Regions from separate parts of the Homo sapiens genome. Here region 1 is linked to region 2. A link is an interaction called in ENCODE POLR2A ChIA-PET data of the cell type or tissue named here. Cell type or tissue: endothelial cell of umbilical vein. All regions are shown on one strand. Each heading gives the region's core, and the rest is flanking DNA. Links, peaks and the distances in the headings are about the cores only. Region 1 overlaps PAXIP1 (PAX interacting protein 1). Region 2 holds the start of LOC105375584 (a long non-coding RNA gene).

Region 1 (11,863 bases), core at 3,826-11,825, 190 kb after region 2:
GAGACTCAGAGCCGACTATCCAGAAATGATTCCAATTGAATGAGAAAGGGAGAGAGGACGAAGGGCCACGCTGAGTTTGGGACAGGGACAGGGAGTCCTATGGGCATTTTTCAGAGATGAAGGTCACAGTGACATGGGATTTTGAAGACTTGATTTGGTGAAATAAATAAGAAAATCAAAAGTATGTGAGTATAAGATGATTATAGGGTTTCAAATGAGGTAATTAGATATTGTTAAATATTAACTATGAGTTTAGCACAAAAGAATATTATTAGTCTTCCAAAGAACTAATAGTTATGTTTAACAGAGTTTATATTTGTAACAAATTGTTATATTATACATGTAATAAATTAGGTTATAGTGTAGACATACATACATGATACATATATGACCACTCAGGGGCCACAGGTATGATTCTATGAGCTTAGGAAGGATGGCATTGGTCTGGATTGCGAGGCGAGGGAAGCCTTGACAGAGTGGATGTAAGGTGTGAGTGGCCCTGAAAGAATGGACAGAATTGGAGGAAATGGGAAGGGAGGAGGGCATTCTGCATAGAGCAAGGTGGAAGGAGAAGTCAGGAGTACACAGAGGCTAGATAAGAGGAGACTGGTGTCAACCAAGGGTGTGCATTTGCACGTAGAAGAAAAAATGGTCAGGCAGGTAGATGGATAGAGACGATGGGAAACCAAGGTATATGAGTTTGAACTGGGTAAAGTAGGTAGCAGGATGCTTCATCACCCTTTTTTTCTCATTGATTTTGGATTACAAATACTTACCTCAGAAAATTTGGGAAACCAAAAGTCAAACAAAATTAGAATCACTTGTGATCATTGCAGGTAAAACTGGTCCAGGAGCTCTGAGGATGACTTGCAGGGCAGGACAGAGGCTGGAGTTTTGACAAATGGAGATGGGATTCAGGGTAGCAGATACAACATGGGACTTAGCAACAGATGGGACTCAGCAGGTATTGGGGACATGGGATGCTGTGGTGCAAAGAGTGAGAAGCCAGCACTCACTGTATACCTCCCTGTGCCAGATCCCATGGTGGATGCCAAAGATTATGTCATTGTTTCAGTCGAGGAGCACAGGAAAGTGGCAGCACCGCTGAAGGAGCTGGGAAATAGGGAGGAGCCTGATTGGCGAGGGGAGATGGTGACACTGGTTTGAAACACACTCTGGGCTGTTGATAAGGTATGGAAGTGTAGGAACTTGGAGCTGCTGTGGCATGAAGGAGATTCCTGCAGAGCATGATAGAGAGAGGAGCAGATAACTGGGAGTAGAGCCTTGGATAGCACGCATTGGTAGAGAGATTTGGGGAGGAAAAAAAGAAGGAGCTTGAAAACAGAGATGATACTGGAGGAGGAGGACGTTATTTTTAGAAACCAAGGTAAAGTCACACTTAATCATTTTTATTTTCATTGCTGGGAAATAACAACAACCCAGGTAAAGATTTAGAGCATAAATTGGTAGAAGATAGTTGTACATAGGTTTGTGTGTATCCTGAGTCCTATTCTGTGACCCAGGAAGAGGAGGAAAAGGATGATAGAAAGTGATACAGGAGTATCAGCTGGCTCAGTGAGCATCACACAGGCTAAGGGGTCTAAGTAGATCTTGGATTCTCAGCTGAGAAGTCACCAGTGTAGTCCCTGTGGGGATAGGAGGATGGATATCCATAAAGAAACAACTAGGTGAGCAGACTGCTCAGAGAAGGTGAATATCTTGATTCTTTGCAGTGGAATAGTGTCATTTGATTGTGTGTTCTGGGAAGGGGCTCTGCTCACCCACTGTCAGGTGAAAGGTCCAATTTTACCTTGGTGCTAAACTTACCAAGGGGAGTGGCTGGGTCAATGATGGCCAAAAGGTTAATTTCTTAGCAAGCTCTTTGATAGTATTTTATATCCTTTTAGCAAATTCAGTGGATAAGAAAAATCAGAATCCAGAAATAGCATGATCTTTGTGGGTCACTTACTGTACTTCCCGCAGTTCATCACTTAGCGTGATGAATTGGAATCCCCAGTGTGTCATGGGGTAAAATAAAAGCATTTCTTTTAAGTTGAGAAAGATTGTTCAAATAGGGATGGGGAAGACTTTAATAGTCACTTCTATGAAGAAACCCTGGAAATTGTAGTTTAAGAAAAGTGCATTGGGAGCACTAATATTTTGTGGTTGCTAAAAAATGTTATTTTGGTTGTAAGATACATTAACAACATATGTACAGTGTGCAGCTAAGGGACTTTGGTCCAACAAATCCTTGATGGGTACTTCCTTTGTGACAGGAGCAATGCAGAGGGGTACAAATTAATTAAGATGCGATTTCTCTCTCAGTAAACATACAGTCTAGGAGGGGTCAGGCCTTGGGCAAATACGGTATGTTGCAACATATGCAAAAATGAAAGTGGGCACCAGGTACAGAAGCAGGAGGGAGTGCTCACAGTGGTTAGTCCTAACTGATTGGAGACTGTCAGAGGGATCTGCACCTTTTCTGCACACTGGAGCACCCATGCGCACACACACTCACATGCACACGCCAGGCAGGACCCCAGCTTTACAAAAGGACTGTTTCTTGGTGGTTCTCAGTGACCTTCTGTCTTTTCCCCGTCAGGGTGTTGATACAAGCTGGAGCTCTTTGTTGGAGTCTTCCAGAGCTCTCCCAGGGAGAGGTAGGGAAGGGAGCTTGTCCAGCAGAAGTTGGGAAGCACAGAGATCATCTGCCTTCTTCTGACCCGGTATTGATGCAGGCTGAGGCCTCTGTTGTAATGTGCTGGGTAGGTTTTGGGGAATAGGTCAAGAGTGTAATGGAGAGCCTGGCTAGGTCATGATTTGAATCTAGAAGACTAAAAAGTCCTTTCCATTCTGTATCTCAATCAACAGTATTTCTTGACTGCCTACCCATGTGCCTTGCACTGTACTAGGTGCTGTGAAAGATCTCAGAGAAGTTTAGGACATCATGTAAGACTCTTTAAGAAGGAGTGTTAGAGTTCATAGTCAAGACTGGACAAGGAGAAAATCCTGTAAGCTAGAATCAAGGAGTGTCTTATTGGGGGTGGTGAGGCCTGAAGAAGGAAAAGGGAGAGTGTTCCTGATTGGTTTAAAGGAAAGCTTTTATTCCTGGGGGCACAGACTTGAAATTCTAGTCCTCTGCTCCTGGTTGCTTTGGAGTATAGCTGGGAGGACAGATAAGCAAGCAGATAGTTGTAGAGTGTGAGAAGTATTTAGATTTCTGTCCAGCTTGCTGTGGGAGTACAGTGGTAATGCCACCTGAGCTGAGTCTTAGAGGAGGAGGTCGGAGGGTGGGCGCAGCGGGGCACAGGAAAGCAGAACGTGGTGAGGACGGCAGGTGCACGTGGGGGCAGTGCTCATGGGCAGGAGGAGGTGGTTAGGAGCAGCCAGACAGGAAGGGCCTGGACACTATGGGGGAGCCTTTGGATTTTAGCCTTGCAGCACTGAGGAGACATTATTAGCCAACATGATAACATTGGTATTTTGGAAAGATGGTTTTTAAAAAAGAAAAGCACTTTTCCCCAATTATAAAATTAATGCTTTTGAAAATTTGGAAAATACAGAAAAGTATAAAAATGAAAATAAAAATGTCCCCATAATCCTATCACCACTAAGTAACTATTGTTAACATTTTGGTGTGGAAAGAGCATTCTTAATTACGCTGGTGGAGATTCATTAAATGAGCTGGTATGGATGTTCAAAGTCATTTAATCCAAACGTACATCAGTGAAGAATCTGGGTCATGGAAGTTTTCCAAGTTGACATAAGCGAGTTATTGGAGGCGTCGTATTAATGCCAGGTCTCCTCCATTCCTCCCTAGCTGATGTTCTTTCCACAGCAATCTCCTGCACCCTGTTGAGGTCTACGCCTGTGACACAGGCCAAATAGGGTATAGGACTAGATTTACTGCAGTCAGTAAAATAAAATAATACTTAACTGAACAGATAGGCAAATCTTGGTAATAAAGGCATATCTAGATTGTTTTTTAATTTCATTTTTAATAAAGATTAGATAATGACTCATTGGATTAATCTGTATTATCATATAATTAAATCTCAACTCTCCAATGCTGCAGGATATAAATGTTTTTGTGAAAGCCTCTAATAAAAATAACCTGGTCCAGTCTTCTGAAATGTGACATTGACTTACTAAATTAACAAGTTATAAAATAATGATTTGAAAAGTGTTTTTTAGAAAGCTAACATGTTCTTGTTAATATTCATAGAATAGTGTGTAATACAGAATAATTTCTAGAAATGTTTGTAAAATGGATGAGAGTAGATGAACAATGCTAGATTATTGGCAAGCTGCATACTGGCAGTTAAAAAGAGATTAACATGCTATTATCAATACTTTTAAAAAATTAACGAGACAAAGTTCAGGATTCTTCAACAACTATAATCCTCAACTTACAATAAATTTATCCAGAAAAAATTTACTCGGTTAAATGATTATCTTAGAATTAATGCTTATATTTTTATTTTTCTTAAATGTTCTTTTGCTTTTCAGACTCTAAAATTTCATTTTTTTTAGAAATTATTTTTGACTTTCCCAGCAGTAACTGCCCTTAGAGAAGCACTGTAGAACAGTGGAAAGTCCAGTTTGGAGTTAGACCTGGGTGTAGACAGACCTGGGTTTTAAAAGTCAGCTTTTCCAATTATTAGGTGTAATTTAGTGTGTTTCCTTATGTTTAAAATGGGGTGGATGATTCCTGTTTCACATGGCGGTTGGAAGGGTTAGCTGTATAGATAAAGCACTTGGCACAGTTCCTGGCACATAGTAGGCAGGCAATAAATGGTAGCTGTTTCTATTGTTACAGTGAAAGCCTGTTTGACTGCATAAGCCATTGTATCTGGAGTCGTTACTTCATCACTGAGCAAGCATAAGAATTATTCCTTTTATGCTTGCCTTCTTTCTTTCCTGTGTTAAGTAATATTTACATTTTCCCCTGAACTTACAAGCCACCATATTTTTATCTTTATTTTTATTTTATTCATTTCATAATTAGTATTTGTTATCCATTAGCATAAAGGCATTCCTAAAATACGATTTTGATATTGCTGTTGTATTTAAACATTTTCAAAAGTGACACAAATGGAAACTGGAATGGCATACTAGTTCTTCCTGCTTTTTTTCCCCTGACTATTTTTGTTATAGACTGAAATAATCCTCCATTTCACTTTTTGGAATGTGGATATAAATATTTTTAAATTCATTTGGTGACAAGGCAAAAATAAGTAATTCATATATGTAAAACTATTATGATAGGAGTGAAGTTTTTGTTATAATAAGCAGATAGCTAAAAGCTTCTCTATTTTTTCTACAAATATTCTTAGGTTAATTTTATTAAGGGAGAAACAGAATTGTTGCAGTATATTACTAAAGTGAAAATATAGCCATGCACAGATTGAAATGTATGGTAAAAGCCTTCTTTCTAACTTTCTGTCAGGTGTCATCTGAAGACAGAAGTGCCCTGTGGGCTTTGGTTACGTTCTATGGGGGAGATTGCCAGCTAACCCTCAATAAGAAATGCACGCATTTGATTGTTCCAGAGCCAAAGGGGGTAAGCGTTTCTTGTGCCACCTTCTTTTTGTATGTCATTTAAGAATTTCTAGTAATCACATGTCTTTTTTGAGCTTCTTTTAAATTAGTTATTATATTTCATTTACAAAAGCTGATTATATTGGTTTATATTATTTATATCCAGCTTCATTCCACAAACGATGTGAGATGATTGTAAATTGTAAGCCAAATATAACTTCTAAATACTATGAAATTTTGCTTCATTTTATGCGGAAAACAGGAAAATTTTATTAATCTGTAGAATTTCCTTTCAAATCCAGTAAAACTTTGGTTCATTTTTATTTGTTAAAAAAATGTATTTTTAGTTCCCGTCACCATTTTTTTTTAAGAACCTTGTATCAGGTATAATTATAAACGTGTGTGGTGAAATTTTCTATATATTTTCTTCTTCATAATCTGGAATATATGAAAATGACTTTTGTCTTGATAAGCATAGGGCTCTCATCCTTGAGCAGTGGTGTGGCTGTATGGATTTTGTTTCCACAAGTAAGACCCCTGGATCAGCAGCATCTGCCCCCCTTGGGGACTTGTTAGAAATGCAGCCTGTTGGCCAGGCGCAGTGGCTCATGCCTGTAATCCCAGCACTTTGGGAGGCCGATGTGGGTGGATCAGTTGAGGTCAGGAGTTCGAGACCAGCCTGACCAACATGGAGAAACCCTGTCTCTACTAAAAATACAAAAATTAGCCAGGCATGGTGGCATGTGCTTGTAATCCCAGCTACTCAGGAGGCTGAGGCAGGAGAATCGCTTGAACACAGGAGGTGGAGTTGCAGTGAGCTGAGATCACACCACTGCACTCCAGTCTGGATGACCGAGTGAGACTCTGTCTCAAAAAAACAAAAAGAAATGCAGTCTGTCCAGCCTCTTCCCAGACCTAATCAGATGAGCCCAACAGTCAGTGTGTGATCAAGTCCTCTGGTGGGTGATTCTGATGCATACTAAAGTTTCAGAACCACTGTTCTATAGAAAGCATTATATAAAATTTATCATGTGACTTCTAAAATTTAAGTAAAAAACATATTTTCCATGACAGTTTAAGTAATAAACAGTATGCTTTGGTTAAAATAGTGGGTTCTTTTTACATTAATGTTGATTTATAGCAAAAATGTATTTGATTTTTACATAGTTAATTTGAAGGGGAAATGAAACCTTTAGCTTTTTTCACTGATTTAGAATGACAATTTAAGAGGCACTGTGTGAACAGAGTGGGTTTGTCAAAGCGGTTTTGAATTGTGATTTGACGTTTTAATTCTAGTGCCTTAATTTAGCGTTTTTTCCCCTTCCAAAATATTTTGATGAGAAATCCTTAGTAATTCTTTGGGCTTTAGGATAGAGTATATATTTTAAAGTATTTATTGACTTTAGACTAATTTTTTAAGTGTATAGCTAAAAATGGAATCTTTTAAAATTTTTATTTGGAAGGAAAAACAAATCTAAGTCATAAGGTCTATATATAAATACTTTAATTGAGCTTTATTTATCCCAACAAAGAGGCACTTAAATCATTTTTCTTTGGCTAAAACATGCTTGTGAATAAGACAACAAATATGCTACTATAATTACATTTAGATAAAGCAAATACTCCATATATTTTAAAAGTTGATACTAAACGTGATATATATAATGTATTATGCATGTATATAGAGATTATCTTATCTAAGTCAATGGTGGAATTATAATATTGTCTTATGTAATGTATTTGTTCTTCATTCTTGATTTCATTTATGGACTGGAAAAGAAAGATAACTCTTTTTTTGCTTTTCCAATTTTAATTTCCCAGTTTTACATGAACTAATTCAACATAGGGAAAAATGAACTACTATTTTAATGCTTACTGTGTTTCTTCTGCAATGGTAAATATTTGTTAAAAGCAGATTTTGTATCTGCCAGTAATAAAAATAACACTAATACGCAGCCATTAGTGAGCACTTACTAAGTGCCAGTACAGTGCTGCTTGCGGCGTACAGTGAAGGAAGTCCTGCTGTCCCCTTGAAGAAACTGAAACACAGACACCCACCACTCCTTTCTCTAACCCCGTTCTGTACACATTACCATTCCTAAGTAATTTTTTTTTTTCTTGAGACAGAGTCTCACTCTGTCGCCCAGGCTGGGGTGCACTGGTGCGATCTCAGCTCACTGCATCCTCCATCTCCCGGGTTCACACAATTCTCCTGCCTCAGCCTCCCAAGTAGCTGGGATTACAGGCTCGTGCCACCACACCTGACTAATTTTTGTATTTTTAGTAGAAACCAAATGTTGGCCAGGCTGGTCTCGAACTCCTGACCTCCAGTGATCTGCCCACCTCAACCTCTAAGTGCTGGGATAACAGACGTGAGAACCACTCCCAGCCCTTAATTTTTAAGAAGGCATAATGCCCACATGTAAAGAAAGAGAAAGAGAGCAATTAATAATGAAAAACATCCAGGATTTTTTAATGCTCAAGCATAACTACCCTAGAAGACAATGAAGTAGTAAGATATTACATGGGCCAGAAGTGGTGGCTCACGCCTGTAAATCCCAGCACTTTGGGAGGCCAAGGTGGGAGGTCTCTTGAGCCCAGAAGTTTGAGACCAGCCTGGGCAACAAAGTGAGACCCCATCTTTACAAAAAATAAAAAATTAGCTGGATGTGGTGACTCACGCCTGTGGTCCTAGCTACTTGGGAAGCTGAGACGGAAGGATTGCTTGAGCCTGGGAGGTTGAGGCTGCACTGAGCCATGATTGTGCCACTGCACTCCAGCCTGGGCAACAAAGTGAGACCCTGCTTCAAAAAATAAAAGATATTTGTATATGTATAACATATATAAGCATATATTTTTATATATTACAGTCATCAATATAGCGGCTGCGAAAAAAAGATTAATGTTGTATATCTGTTGTAATGATGACATAAAGGGTAAGTGATCATTGCCATTAGTGACAGTTTCCAATAAAATTCAATTAAAAAAAAAACTGACTAACTTGTAAATTTTTGAATAAGCTAGAAATAATTCCTTTTATTTTTATTTTTATTTTTCTGGAAAATTAAGTACATACCTCCAGATATTTTTTAATATGACTGATGGTACGTTACCAGAATGTTTGTAGGGTAATTCCTCGACTATGCAGCATTGTCTTGATCATTCTAGGACTTAGCATTCCCTCAACCATTTCCTTCCAGCCAGCTTTTGTGACAAATACAATAGGCTCTCACAAATTTCCAAAATTTCGGGGAGTGGTAACAGCTCTTCTTTAGTGTCACTGCGTTAGTTTCAGCCAAGATCACAGGATCAGAAATTGACAGTTGGACTTCATGCTCATGTCTGTCTGTTGTCTTTAAGGCAATAGTGTTTCATTCCTGTTGGATCCTGGTAGGCCATGCACCCTTCTATGGCGTGGTGTTCCCTGCCTCACCTCGCCTCTTCCCTGGTTCTTTCTAACTCACCCCTTGAAGGCTGAGAAGCACCAGTCTATAAAATGAACTGAAGGAACCATATATTCTGGCATAGTCTATTTATAAAACCAAAATGGTTATATTAATTATATTAATTATTATTTACATTATAATTAACATAATATAATTATGTTCTTGATTCACGATTATGTTATGTTTGTGGCTTATGTAACTCAATAACCACAAATATTTGAAAAATTAAATCCCTTTAAAAAGACTTAATTTTTATCATTCCTTTAAATTATTGTATTTTATAATCTATTCAGACATAAATTTGTAAACCTAATAGTGGTGAATTTAAATAGTTTCTTCTAATTTGTAAGTTTTATGAGTGCTAGAGACCAGCTGACTGTACACAAAAATAACATTTCTTTTTAAAGTAAATGTTTTTGTTTTCTTTAATGAGCACATAGCAAAAGCTTGTGCAAATGGCCTAATAAAACTACCTTTTATACTCTTGAAGTTTAAAAGTTTCAAATTAAGAAGAATGAAAGAATTTATAACTTAAAACCAACAGAAACGGGGTATGGTTATTAGTTGTTGGGGAGAGGGGACATGGTTGACCCTTGAGGTCCTTAGCCCTTAGTGAGTTAGAAGTTTTGAGGATACAAAATTTAGAATAATTTAGCTGATAAATTGGGTCAGGCAAAGGCATCTAAACATTGCTTTCCTCTTAAATCATCTTTGTTTAAACAGTTACTGTCTTTCAGTGATTAAAAACTACCTATCTTGTGAAAAGCGAGAGAAAACTTGAGTGAAATATAGTAAGGCTGTTTACCTAAGTGTTTTACTTAGATTTCCACAGGAAATAGTCAAGTTATTTCTGAAATGTGAAATGCCAGCATTCTATACAAACTAGGAACTCAAGAGCCTACTGGATCCCAGCCTTTTAAGTGTGAAATTATCTTTTTCATATCCAAAATTTTCAGTGACTCCTCTTCATGGCAGTAGTTTTGTTTTGTTTTTTGGTATTTGTTAAAACAATTAAAAATAACTTTTTTTCATATTTTACTATTTCAACAGATATCTTTTTAACTTGGAAAAATCATATGTAAACCATATTACATATAGTCATATGTTATTCAAGCAGATGATATTTTTGTATTAATTGGTTCATAAATATTCTGCTGTGTACCTGGACTTCATATTTTCCTAAAATAACTTGGGTTTTTCTGGAATGGGTAGTCCAGAAATTGAAAATCTCTAGTAGAAATTTATCATCTGGGGAGAGCTATATAACATTTTATGCTTTTAAATATTTAAGAACAGCATGATTTTTTAGGGTAAAGAATAAGACATTTTATTGTCGAGGGTATAGGTAAATTGATGTACTCTTACATAGCTGTTGGAAGTGTAATTGGAATAGCCTTTTTGGGAAGGGAAGTGTAGTTAGAGATATGAAGCCTTAAATCTATTCCTTTTCAAACCTCAACACCAAAACCTAGGAATTTGTCATAAAATATAACTGCAGTTTTTCATAGTAGTGAAACACTGGAAACAACCACGTGGCTAACACTGGGGGATGAACTAAGGTACACAGCTGTGCAACCGAAGAGGAAACTGTAAAAGCCTTTGAGACTACTGGGGAGATCTGAATAGGGCCTGAGGATGAGGTGAATCATAGTTCATTGTGCTGCTATGATAATTATGGTGGTTTAGAAAGTCTTTATCAATTTGAGATCCGTAAACAAAGTTCAGGAGAAGCAAGATTTGTAAAAGATTGCCAGTTATTAAAGCTGGGTGACAGATACAAGGGATTTATTCCACTAGTCTCTAATTTGGTCTGCGTTCGAAAATGTACATTAAAAAGTTTGGTCTGCGTTCGAAAATGTACATTAAAAAGTTTGGTCTGTGTTCGAAAATGTACATTAAAAAGTTAAAAACAAAAGCATAAAAGTATACATGTTTTCATAGGAAGAGGTTGTTCACAATATATTAAGTGAAAAAGGAACATTATAAAGTATTTGTTCACTATGACTATATGTTTTTTCCCTTTGCCCTTTTAATATATGTACATATATATTTATAACAAAAATAAATTTAAACTATACCCTAAAAATGTTAATCGTGGTCCTTTCTAGTCAGTGTGATTATGATTACATTCATTTTCCTTTGCTTAGCTTCTTATTCATGGGTGTCTCCCATGACTAGGTTTTTCTTATATTTTAAAAAGGTTTGAGAAAGAACAAACTCACAAACACAAGTTAAGTCACTGAGCTGTGTGCAGAGCTCACTATTTGCAAGGATCTCCCAGATGGGCAATGCCTGGCGTTCGCTGCCAGGACCGAATGACCAACAGCTGTCCTCTCTGTGCTGCTGCCCCGCATCCCTATTGCGTGTGACTCTTATTCCACCCAGAAATTGCAAATGCCACCTTGGGGCTCTGCAACAGGACACGGAGTTTAGTTTAGGGCCCTGATTATGTGTTTGCTAGAGAATTGCTGTTATGTGTTAAGCTTTTAGGAGCACAGCCAAATTTACAACTCATTTATTTTAAGGTTACTTTATTGTCATATTACTCTTATTTAACATTTTTTATTTATTTCCTCTTTCTTTGTTATTCCCTCCCCTGTGCCTTCCACATTCTACACCCTTTACCACAGGAGAGGTCTCTGTTAGCTTGCCGAACATACTACTCCGGACACATCTTTTCCAGTGGGCTGTATTTTCTGCTTTCATTCTAACTGTGCAAATTGTCATCATTTGTGCCCCAGCCAAAGCTCACCTTTCAACGGGGCTTTCCTCCTGCCCTCCAGCTTATGTTGATGAGATTCCCTTCCAGTCTGTTACTGCATCATTCAGCAGTGGTTTTATATTGTATTTGCATTCCGTATTTAATATCTCTTTAG
Region 2 (12,280 bases), core at 2,249-10,248:
TGTGTACTTTTTCCTCATTTTTTTCTCTTGAAGAACGAATTGTTATGATAATATTTTATAGGCAAAGAGCTGAGTCTTAGAGAGGTTAGGTAACTTGCTCAAGGTCACCCAGAGAGTAAGCGGTAGATCTAGGATGGGAACCAGGCTGTCTCCAACCTGCTGATTAACAATTTGAAGGCCCTGGGCCCCAGGAGGGTCAGCATCTCCCCCCCACTGCCTCCCTGGAGTTTGGTTCTATTTTTCATTTTTCCATCTGCTGGCTCCAGCAGCTTGGGCCAGATGGTGACGTCACCTCCTGCGCAGGTTCGTTTTCTTCTCGGGAAGGGGTGCTAAGAAGTCGGTTTTCACAAATCACAGAAGCAAAGCAGAGGGGACACCTGGCACTCTGGGGGATGGGGCATGGAGGTTCCCAGAAAGGTGTGGTGGAGAAAGCGCCATGGACTGGCAGTGTGCGGTTGGCAAAACACAACGTTCCAAAAAAGGAAAACAGAGACAATATCAGTTTAGAGGCCTCTAGAATCATGGGGCTAATTAGGATTGTGACAGAATTAGGATTAGGAACCCAGGCTCACAAACCTTTAGTCCAGCCCTCTCTTTACTCTATGTTGATGTGTCTGGGGTCGCCAAGACACAGAAAACCTTTGTTAAGTTCTCATCAGTCTAGGAGGAGATTGGCCCCACCTGCAAGGGCTGGCCTGCCTTCTTCCTGCTGTGCAGACCCGGCAGCTGCAGGTGCTAAGACGACAACTTCATCATGCCTGCACCTTTCATGCCTTCAAAGTGCACCTTCTGGGACTCTCGAGCTGGGAATCCAAGAGTCTGGGATGCACTTACTCGGAAAAATTGCTGTTTTTTTTTTTTTTTTTTTTTTTTTTTGAGATAGAGTCTCACTCTGTCACCCAGGCTGGAGTGCAATGGCGCGATCTTGGCTCACTGCAAGCTCTGCCTTCCACGTTCACGCCATTCTCCTGCCTCAGCCTCCCGAGTAGCTGGGACTACAGGTGCCCGCCACCATGCCCGGCTAATTTTTTGTATTTTTAGCGGAGACAGAGTTTCACCGTGTTAGCCAGGATGGTCTCGATCTCCTGACCTCATGATCCACCTGCTTCGGCCTCCCAAAGTGCTGGGATTCCAGGCGTGAGCCACTACGACAAATTGCTGTATTTTTATGATTGGTTTGAGCCTTATCAAATAGCCATTGTGTAGATCAAAATGGTTGAATACTGGAAATTTCATTCAAATTAATAAGAATCTTGAGACATGAGCTGGTTGATGGCGAGTGAGAAGGCAGTGTGGATCAATGGCTTGCTGGTCTCAGCAGGGTTGAGGAATCGCGGCTTGAGGCCCTAGGGCCAGCAGGCAGGCAGCAGAGAGAGGGGTCAGAGCCTCGGAAGCCGCTGCTCAGATTCAGAGGGGGAGCAGTTCCCGGGACAAGGAGATCCAGGGCTGGCTTGAGAGCTGGTGGCTGCAGCGGTGATGACAACGCGTTCACCAGAACACTCTTGGTGCTTGCTTCTCAGGGATGAGACCTTGCGGATCTCAAAACAGGCATGAAGCAAATACCATTGATACTCTCATTTCACTGAGCCAGGGGAAGCAGATGTGTGGAGGTTTAAGAAACTTGTCTAAAGGCTACACAGCAAGTTGGTGGCCAAATCTAGATTTTAAATCAGGTCTGTCTGCCTCAAAAATGCGTGCTCTTTCTTCTGTGCTGTCCTGGGTGGGAAAATAATTTGAAAAGTCAGTACAAAGATACACTGATTTTGTGTGAAACTATTGTCTAGAAGTTATTTTATCTTTCTACATTCTCTATTTCCTTCAACATCTGATTCTTTCAACAGGACTCGTCTCAGTAAGGGTACCCTGGACTGACCTATCCTTGACCGTAAGTGTAAATTTCTGTGCCCACCTCAACAGGAATTTCTGGTTGTCAGCCTTGATGTCTCTATAGGGCCCCGAATGCACTGGCTTCTTCTCCCCTCACATTTCCAGCCAGGCTCAGGGCAGGGCTGAGCTACTGCTGAGTGTTGTGTTTGGTTAAGAGGCCAGTGGAGGGGAGACCAGGAGCCAAGCTTAACAGAGAGGAAGGAGCTCTATTGGGAGAGCAGGGAGGGCAGCCAAGGTCTCTGGGACTCAAGTAGAGGAAGGCAGGAAGGAGGTAGCAACCGTCTCAGTGCAGTCTGGTGTCCTAGGAGGAGTGGAGTCAGTCTGTGTTGTGGCTGGGCCCACATGTCTGCACAGGAGGCAGAGGCACTGGCCGTGAGAGAGGTATCGAGATCTTCGCAGGACAAGTGTGGGCTCAGGGGTGGAACCTCTTGATCTAACTTCCAACCTCAGGCGGGGGAGTAGACAGAGTGAGTTTGGTTTATTCTCTGTGGCACATAAGGAAAACGGGGTGCAGAGAGTGGCAGTGTGAACTCACTTCCCCCTCTGTAAAGGTGAGTGTTGAATCGTCTTTTGGTTGTGGGCATCCTTGTGGGTTTCTGCGGTTTCTCTGGGACACTCCTGAAGGGCGCCGGTGCCCAGTAAAGAACATCTGCTCACCAGTGCTCTTGTGTGACAGTGCCCAGACTGCCAGAGAATCACAGAGACTGGATTTCCAGTTCCCAGGTACAATTTCCCAACATGTCAGTTGTCCCTCCCAGGACCCTCTGTGGTCCCTTACAAGCCTAAGGGCTGGACTTGGCCACACTACCCTCTCCCACCTGCAGCAGCCAACGTCACTCCTGTGACCACTGCTGTGAAGGTCCACCCAGGCTTGACCCGGCCTATCTGCAGACAGGCGGCCATGTCCCCTCCCTGGAGCCCTTCCCTTCTGTTTGGTGCCTTCCTCTGTTTGTTGTGAAGTCTTATTGGAACGGAATCACACCACTTGAGCATGTGCTATCGCACCACCACAGCACAACTGAATAGTGATGACCGCCGAGGAGTTGTGCAAAACCATAAACACTTTCTTTCTGACCCTTTATGGGAGGACAAGCTTGCTAAAGCTGCTCAGGGCTCCCCCAGGCTCCAAGTTTGTGTGGTGTCCGACAAAGCCCACATTACAGGAAAATGCTTGCGAAACACACTTGCATCCCACAGCAAAAGTGATGGCAAAAATGTAAGCATTTTGTTTCTTTGTCCTTATTCCTTCTTACCTTGACCTGGAGATCCAATTACTGAGGCCCTCCTGGGATTTTAGGAGTTCTATCAGGTTCTATTTTTACACATCCCATGATTTTATGACTCTTTCCAAATTCTACAGAACACGAACAGAATTTCAGGAAAGCTGCCTTTGTTAGCTGAGTTGTTGGTGTGTGAGTTCTAGGCTGGGGCCAGGTGGGACCTGGTTGCTCAGTCAGCTGGCTGACTTCTTGCCTATACTCAAATGTTGCTTGCTATGTCTTGAATCCTTTTTCTCTCTCTCCTTTTTTTCTTTTTCTTTTTTTCTTTTCTTTCTTTTTTTTTTTTTTTTGAGATGGAGTCCCGCTCTGTTGCCCAGGCTCTGGAGAGCAGTGGTGTGATCTCGGCTCACTGCAAGCTCCGCCTCCTGGGTTCACACCATTCTCCTGCCTCAGCCTCCCAAGTAGCTGGGACTACAGGTGCCCGCCACCATGCCCGGCTAATTTTTTGTATTTTTAGCGGAGACGGGGTTTCACCGTGTTAGCCAGGATGGTCTCGATCTCCTGACCTCATGATCCACCCGCCTTGGCCTCCAAAAGGGCTGGGATTACAGGTGTGAGCCACTGTGCCTAGCCTGTCTTGAATCTTTTAAAGTTTCACTTTATTTATGTATTAATTTTTGAGACTTGGTGTTTTTTTCAAGAACGCATTGCTCAATTTTTCTCTTTTTAAAAAAGTATCTGACGTGACTTGACCACTGCGCTGTTGTTTTGCTATCTCAGCATTTAGGGGAAATTTACATATTATGTAATGGCTACCAGGGATATCTAATGCTGTCACCTTGGAAGCGACGCTGGCTTTCCTCTTTGGGACACTTGGTGAAGTCACCACTTGGGGCACCTCAAGGATCTTCTCTTACCTGGTTATTTCATGTGACGGCCAGGGCTGATCCGTCTCCTCTCCTTGGCATTTATTTACCTTTTTCTGGGAGTGACTCGCCATTTCTTGTGTTTATTATTTCCTGCTTAAACAAACAGAAACACATAGATATCTATGTCTTATAAATTGGCATATATGCAATAAACACAATATGCACATAAATAGAAGTTCTTTGCCCCTAAAATCAATACAAAGTGAACGTCTCCTATCACGTACTCTACAGTAACATGCAATTCTCTCACTCCCCACCACTTTCACTTTACTTTTAAGTCACTCTAAGTAACTGACGTTTGCATTTTTTGTTGTCTTGTTTGTCTGACTCCCCAGGACCCGATGGAAGTCCCACCAGGGCAAGGAGCCTGTCCTCCTCACCACTGCGTCCCGAGGACCACGGATGGGGACTGGCAACACATTGGGTTCAGTATCTCGTAAATAAGTAAGTAAACAGGAAAGTCTGGGTAGGGACCCAGAGACGTCTAGGTGTGTCCTGGGGTTCTTATGGGTGGAGGGGCAACAGCCCCTGACTGACAGAGGTTGCTGGAGCCGGGCAAGGAGGAGAACATGGAGGATCTGTGGAGAGAGCCCCATGTGATTCCTCGTGTCCCCCATGTGATCTGGTGTCCTGGGTGCCTGGATGCCAGACCAGGCCCCACACACAGAGCACACAGAGTGCCCTGAGACAGCCTTGAGAGGGAAGGCAAACACTCGAGGCAAAGCGTCAGGTTGGCGGGGGCCTGCTTCACCTGCACACAAACCCTCCCTTCACCTGAGCAGCTCAGGGTGTCGGAGGAGCCCATCCACTGAACTCTGTGTCTGCTCCTGGACATCCGGGAGGTGTGCACTGGGTCCCTGCCCCTGCAGACATGTGGGCAAAGTCTGTAGTAACCCAGGGCACCACTTGCTCCTTTTTCCCGGCCCCTGCCTGGCTGCCTTTGAGCCGAAGCAGTCCCAGTCCCTGGCGGACCCCCAGAACCTCAGCCCTGGATGCTGCTGGTGTCTGTGTTACCTGGCACTACTGGCCTTGCCCAGGTCTCCGGAGCTGGCACCCAGCAACTCCACCTCTCCTGTCGCCTCACAGACTCAGCCTTCACCTCCTCTGTGACATGCCTCTGGGTGTTTAAAGGGCACCTCTGGCTGTGATCAGCTGCCTTCATTATTGAGGGCTTCTACCTGTGCTGGTGATGGTGGCCTCATGATGTGCAGTGCAGAAAGGACAGGGAAACAAGAGGCGTCTCGCTGGGGAGGGCAAGTCCAGACAAGGCTTGGGGCATCCATCACCTGCTCCACGCCACCCTGCAAGGCCCCTGGAAATGGATGCAGTCACTGTGCATTAGATTATAACCTGCAGGGATTTAGGGGCAGTTCAGAGAGATGCACCCCAAATGACACCTGGTCTAATCAATTCTTTTAGTTTATGTTATTTCAGATTGGACCTGGTTCCAAATCTTGATACGACCCAAGGGCAGGAATTACAGCTCTCCACCCCTTCACAGCAGCAGAGCCCGATGTCAACACGTAATTGCTTGTCTTTTCCCCATTATTTCCAATAATAAATTGAGGGCCTGTGGCTCTCCAGCCCAGACATTTTGATGATGTCAGGGGCGTCCAGGAGTTGATGACTTAATTTTCTCAGAAACTGCAACATCATCTGTCACTGCCCAAGAAAATGAAAATCACAGCTCCCTGCCCAGCAGGGCAGTCATTTCTGATTTGGGGCAGGCAAGTGAGGAGGTCAGTCCAGATCAGCGTGGGCGCAGGAAGAGAGAAAACCAGACAGTGGCTAAGACCACTGGGAGCCATCTGATGTCCTGGTTAAAATTCTCCTCATTGGGACGTGACGAAAACACCTGCAGTGGCCACCTCGGGGTTGGGGGCCGGGGGCGGGGAGTATTGCTGGGCCAGCTGGTGCTTTAGAAAGAGAATGTTGGCTATTTAATGTCCATTTTGCTCACTGGAATATGCCCTTCAAGGGGGCAGGGACCACGGAAGGCTTGGAAAGAGGAAAGCAGACACAGAACATGCAGCAGCAGGAGGGTGAGAGTCCTTTCCAGGGTCCTCCTAGCCTCGGAAGCAGGAAGGGGAAATCCCAGCTGAGATGTGGGCTGGGGGCTGGGGCTGAGTCCAGGTGAGCCGCTGGGTGGGCTTCCAGTGGCTGCAAGGAGCTGACTCCCTCCTAGGGGGCAGGGGACCGCCGTCCTTCGTGAGCCTGGATGCTGGGGGACGACGGGCCAGCCTTGGACAGGGTGAAGTAGGAAGTGCAGCTCAGGACATCCCGGGAGCCTACAGGGGGATGTGAGGCCACTCTCAATGGCAGGGCCGTGTCCTTTCATCTATACCAATGACAATGACATCCAGATGCAAGTCTCCTACAAGTTTGGGTTGTGTGGTCTATCGGAGCATTTTCCTTCTGAGTCATGGGTTGAAACTCTTTAGGTTGCAGCTGATACAAAACGAACTCACGCTAATGTGTGGCTCGCACCCCTGGGGAGGCCACCTGGGGCTGCATCAGCAGGTGAGGACACGCGGGCTGAGCCATGAGCCTCGTGTGTCAGCTTCATCCCGGGCAGACTTGCTCTACAGGGCGATCGACCCTGGAGCTCAGGCAAGGAGTGGGTCTGGGGCTGGGAGGAGATGGGGTGAAGAAAGGCCTGGAGTGGAGGTGGAAACAATTTGGGAGAGAAGCGGCATTTGTCTACGACAACATCAAAACCTCTAAATGCCATACACATTTAACCACACTGAGCCACACAGTTTATTATTTATCTTTATTTGAATTAATTAATAAGAAAGGGATGTTATGGGGATATCTGTAGACCACTGTAAAAGAAAAAATAAAGAGTCCAGAAGCTTAGCACTGAGTAACAAAATCTATCCCTGGGAATCTGGCACCGCCGAGTCTGGGGAGCTCTTCAGGGCAAGGTTCGGGGGAGTGAACCTGGGGTGGGCTTTTTGAAACCCTGAGCCCACGCAGCGCTTCATCCTCTCCTGGGAGAGCACTCTCTCTGCCAATGCGCCGGCTGGAGTGTGGCTCCCTTGCAGCGCGGGCCTGGGCTGCTTCACCTGCGCCAGGGCGCTGCCTGGAGAGCTTGGTGCTGCAGCTGCTGCGAGGTCACTGGCAGGGTTATGCTGTAGGTGCCCGTGACAGTCAGGCCTGCACTGGAGCCAGCAGCCTCCGGGGCAGGGCAGGGTTCGGAAGGAGGTGCTGGGCGAGACCTTGGCTGAGGGGCTGGTGTCTGGTGTTTCACTAGTCGCTCCAGTCCTGCCAGGTGCTGACAGTCTTCATGCCACGGAAGGCACATGTGCAAGGGATCCATGTCCACATCCAAAAGACAGGGCTTGTAAGCCTAGCCTTCACCCCATAGGAAAGATGTCCATGCGTGTGGAGAAAGCAGCCTACCTCAAACATGCAGAGCACAGGGCCGCGTGCAGGATGCAGGCAGCGTGACTCAACTCAGCTGTAAACAGCCCAGGACGCGGGCAGCGTGATTCAACTCAGCTGCGCACAGCCCAGGACGCAGGCAGCGTGACTCAACTCAGCTGCGCACAGCCCTGCTCGGCAGAACAGTGCAGGCCGTGAAGGCCCTCGGCCCTCAGTGCCTGGCGTTCCTCCCTTATTTGCTCCTTCTTCCTCATTTTCTGGTGGTGAAGGCACCAAAAATCTTCTCAAGTCCCAAACAAGACAGTTTTCTGTTTGAGTGACACCCCAGACCACTTTTGCTGTAATGACAGCAGAAGACATCAAGGCAGAGCTATTCAGAATTTTCCATCCTCACCAAAGCACCCCCTCTTGTTTTTAGAGAGACAGGATCCTGCCACGTTGTGCAGGCTATAAGCACACCACACTGTGCCCAGCCTCCAAGGCCTTTATAGCAACAAAAGTAATCAGATGCCCCAGCGTCCCTTTCACAGGAAAATTGGCTTTGGTTGTTTGGTAGCTAGTCATTCCCTCCTCCTGAAACTGGATAAGTTCCCATATTCCCCTCGCAGGGCGTGTGACAGGTGTATGGCTCCCGTCTTCGGTGCCCGCAGCTCAAACCCCTAGGGGAAGCATGCAGACGGGCAGGTCGTGGGGAGCCTGGGCTCCGACCTCAGGGCAGCATCTAGGGTTGAGTGTTTACAGCTCCCTAAGCCCCAGTGGGCGTGTCACAGTCTGACTTTCAGCTTAGCCATCTGCAAGTGTCTTGTGTTAATCAGCTCAGTTAGACCCTCTGGCTTATCGCAAGGACAGAGGCTTTCTGTATCCCTGGTTCTTTCCTTAGTGTACTGGAAAAATTGGATCACACGTGGGCTTGGAGAATGAGTGTAAGGTTTTACCGAATGGTGGAGATAGCTCTCAGCAGATGCCTGGGGAGCCAGAAGGGGGATGGAGTGGGAAGGTGGTCTTTCCCTGGAATCAGGCCACTCAGAGGCCAGGCTCTCCTCCGACTGCCCCCAGCCAAAGTTCCCTCAGTGTCCGTGTTGTTCCACCATCGATGGCCCGTCGGCGTGTGTGTGTGTGTGTGTGTGTTCTTCTGCCGGTGATTCCCCCTCGACTCCAGCCACTGTGTGTGTGCCCGCGAGGGTCTCAGGGTTTTTATAGGCACAGGATGGGGGGGGGTGGTGTGGCAGGCCAGGGTAGTCTTGGGAAATGCAACATTTGGGTGTGAAAACAGGAGTGCCTGTCTTCACCTAGGTCCGTGGGCATAGGCCTGAAGGTGGAGCCCTCACCAGGACCCCTGCCTTTCACAACCCAGCACTTCCCTGCCCCCCTCCTGTATCACCCCCACCAAAAAATGAGTATTTTGAGACAAGTATAAAGAATTGTTAGATAACGTAGTCAAAATAAAAAGAATGAAACAGGACCCCTATTATAGCAACTTTGGAAGACGATGGCGACTACATACACAATGATGAAAGTGGGTGAGAGATTAGAAGAGGACAGGTGTGAACCCTTAGCCAAACCTTTGCCTCGCTTATTTCCTCTGCGCTCAGAAAACACTCCAGAAAGCTCATGAGGAGGCCTTCCGTGCTGCCAGCCCCTACTTTTAGGCAAAGGGAAACACAGGCCCCAGAGCTCCTGACACAAGGACTCACTGGCCAGGGCGGATTTTCCTTTGGTGGACACCAGCGGGAAGGCTGAGCCTGAAGAAAATGCGCATTTGCTCAGATGATGGTTTGGTCAGAACTGATGCTGCCGCAAAGCGTCTACATTGGCCACTTTTTTCAAATGGAAGGGTGCAAACCATTGACTGTCTAGCAATTCCGACATGACAGAACCAGTTTGCAGTTTTTCTAGGGCTATGTTAGAGTGAGACCAAAGGTGTTCCACATTCCTGGGGCTCATCTATTTTTCAAAACTTTTCAGGCAACGTTTAGCCCCAGAGGGCTCTGCACTTATATCCTCACTTATCTAAAATTCAGTTTCTTGATGAAAAAGTCAGTATCTTTAAAGAAAAAAAGTAAGTCAATAACTTTGCAAGAGATTTGACACATGAAACTTTCCGTCTCATCTGCGGGGAGGGTGCTTTTTGGGAATGACTGGAACCTTTTATCACAGAATTACAGTTGCCGGGTATGACGGGAGCCTTGGGAGCTCCAATCACCCCTGTACCCTGGAACGCACACCTGGTGTAACACCACCTCCCTGGAGTGTGACTCAGACTTGCTTACTAGCTTCTAATGAAGAAAATAAGGCATAGATGGTGGATGCCAGATCCAGTATTGGGCAGGGCTGGCCTCTAGGCCACTCTCCTGTGCCCATCCTTCCTTGCCAGGTATGGTAGGGAAGACAGCGGCCAGGCAGTGAGGCATCCCCTTGGAGAGGGAAGTTAGAAGCCGATTATTTGAGACTTGCCCTCAGCCTCAGCCAGTTGAATGAGCTGACCCTGAACCAGGAGTCAGGAGCCTCATGAGAGACCCTGAGCCAGGACCACCCGCCAAGCTACTCCAGATTCTTGGGTGGCGAATGCTGAGAGCTAACACGTCCGCTGTTCTCTCCCTCACAGGTTGGGGTGGCTTGCACAGCAGTAGGTAACTCATACACCCGGCTTTGTCATTTACTCGCCATGGGGTCTTGTACACCTCTGAGTCTTTGTTTCCTTGTCTTTATTGTTATAAGGCTTGGAGGTAACCTGGCCAGGACAATGCCCGGCACCCCCAAGAGCTTCAGAGAGACACCAGCCAGGTTATCATGATTTGCATCATCATATTGCTGTATGATTATCACTTTACAGATGAGGAAGTCATTCTAAAGATGAACTGGAACTTCCTTCTTGGAATTGTCACATTTTTGGAATTGTGTTAACATAGAGGTAACTGGGGATTGGAGACCCATCATTGAAGGAGGCGCTAGGGAGGGATATGATCTGTCAACTTCTCCTTCGTATCAGACGCTGAGAGCAGGTGCCAATCTCTGCACCTGGCCTCACTCACGGCTCCTGGCTCTGGTGGAGGTGGAAGGCGTGCGCCAGGGATGTGGGCCTATGTTTGCATTCTGGCTGTGCTACTTACTAGCTGGGTGACCTTGGGCCCATTATTTGACTTCTGTGAACCTCAGCTTCCTCCTACACAAACAAGGAGAAGCTGGCTCACAGCACTGTGATGAGGATGAAATTAGTGGAAACAACAGACGTGCAATGCTGCCTTCACAGCAGCTCCACAGTAAACATTCCTGCCCTCCTTCCCTCCTCCAGAGTCTGCCGGATTAGAATTTCTCTATGCTCAGGATCACACAAGTGGAAATAGGAACATGTAAATAAAAACATGGTACATCCTACACATCCCATGACTTGACTGACAATCCTTGTGCAGGTGTTCAATTATGCCAAAAGCCCCGAGGAAGGAAGATTTACACGGATTAAAACAGTGCTCAATACTGCACAGTTCTTCAGTGAGAAAGAGTTTGCCAGGTTCTCGAATTCACTAACAGGAGCTGAGTCCCATGTTTAACTTGGGCACAATCTTTTACAGAACCAGTCACAGGGCTGAGCTGATACACCTGTTGACAACTGTTAAATTAAACAGTTTGTAACTTGAGATTGAGTAAGTCAGTATGTGGACAGAAAAATACATTTTAGTGACAGAATCATAGTTTTAGAGCTGAAGAAACTTTCAGTTGATACAATAGAGAGCTGTATTATTTTAAAGAGGGGAAAAAACCCACTGACTAGAGGTTCTGTAAAGCAAAGAACTCAAAGATGGACCTTTATAAAAGTGCAAAATAAAACCACAGTGATAATGGCTGGGGAAGTGCCTCCCGCCTGTAATCTCAGTGCTTTGGAAGACCAAGGCGGGAAGATTGCTTCAGCCAGGAGTTCTAGACTAGCTTCGGCAACATAGCAAGACCTCATCTCTAGTTAATTTTTTAAAAACCCACAATGACAGCTAATGGTAGACCAGTCCATGGGTCATATCTTCCTCCCCAGCATTGGTAAGAATTTGGCCATTATCTGTCATCTTCTGCAGAAATCATCACAGAAGGGAAGCGAATATGGAATACCAGGTCATTATTTTGGAAAAGAGAAAACACTTTATATAGTTAATTCACAGAAGAAAATTATATTTGAATATTCAAAACTATTAAAAACTATTTGATAGTTTTGAATATTCAAATATAATTTTTGAATATTGAATTTTTAATTTTTACTATTGAATCTACTATTCAATACCAAAAACTTTGCAATCCATATAAAACAGAAGGGAATATTCTATTCAATCATTCAATTATTGCTCCTTTTAAAATTGTATTTGCAAGCTCAGCATGTTAGCCTCAGGAAAATAAGCTAATAAGTTGTTAAGTCACTTAAAAAAAGTCTTAAAGCCAAAGTTATTTGAATAACCAAGAAGAACAGGAATGGATAGGAACAGTTTTAACATGTGGTCAGTGTTCTTCATACAGAGAATGACTAGATAGTTAGACTGTGTTGTTTCATGTATGTCTTAGAATGCTGCCCTTTCATTACAAGAGGGCTTTGCTAGAGGTACTGTCTGCCTATTCTGAGTTCCTTGCATTAGTCATTAGTAGTTCAAGCAAAGTAGATGGATCTCAAATAAACTGAGTTCGATTTTTCTGAGCAAAGATGTGTGTGTGTGTGTGTGTGTATCTGTGTGTGCATATGTGCATGTGTCTGTGTGTCTGAAGTTGTATGACATTGAAAAGGTGAGGACACTGAGAATCCTGTTTTCAGAGAAAACTTCTGAATTCTTTCTGATCTTTCTCTCTGAAGCTAGAAGTTTTTCCTTTGAACTGGTACATGTT

What was found. Peaks named below come from ENCODE experiments on the same cell type or tissue, not always from the same donor. Only the 100,000 strongest peaks of a DNase experiment are listed, where the experiment ranks them.
Region 1: POLR2A ChIA-PET joins it to region 2 with 10 read pairs; 4 of 35 experiments call an interaction of 5 or more read pairs at or near these places.

Annotation. Positions count from the first base shown.
Region 1 is chr7:154,976,919-154,988,781 of GRCh38, reverse strand. It overlaps PAXIP1 (PAX interacting protein 1), which reads left to right. Exons shown (of 21, transcript NM_007349.4): 5 at 5,450-5,563. Among named protein-coding and RNA genes, the nearest start is that of PAXIP1, 20 kb to the left of the region's middle. In endothelial cell of umbilical vein, for the core only: no CTCF peak of the experiment used is centred there; no DNase peak of the experiment used is centred there.
Region 2 is chr7:155,162,136-155,174,415 of GRCh38, reverse strand. It overlaps LOC105375584 (a long non-coding RNA gene), which reads right to left and starts at 5,080. Exons shown (of 3, transcript XR_928222.1): 1 at 5,051-5,080; 2 at 4,025-4,126; 3 at 1,097-1,716. RefSeq lists enhancers at 5,738-6,237, 6,238-6,739. In endothelial cell of umbilical vein, for the core only: no CTCF peak of the experiment used is centred there; a DNase peak (open chromatin) is centred at 7,525.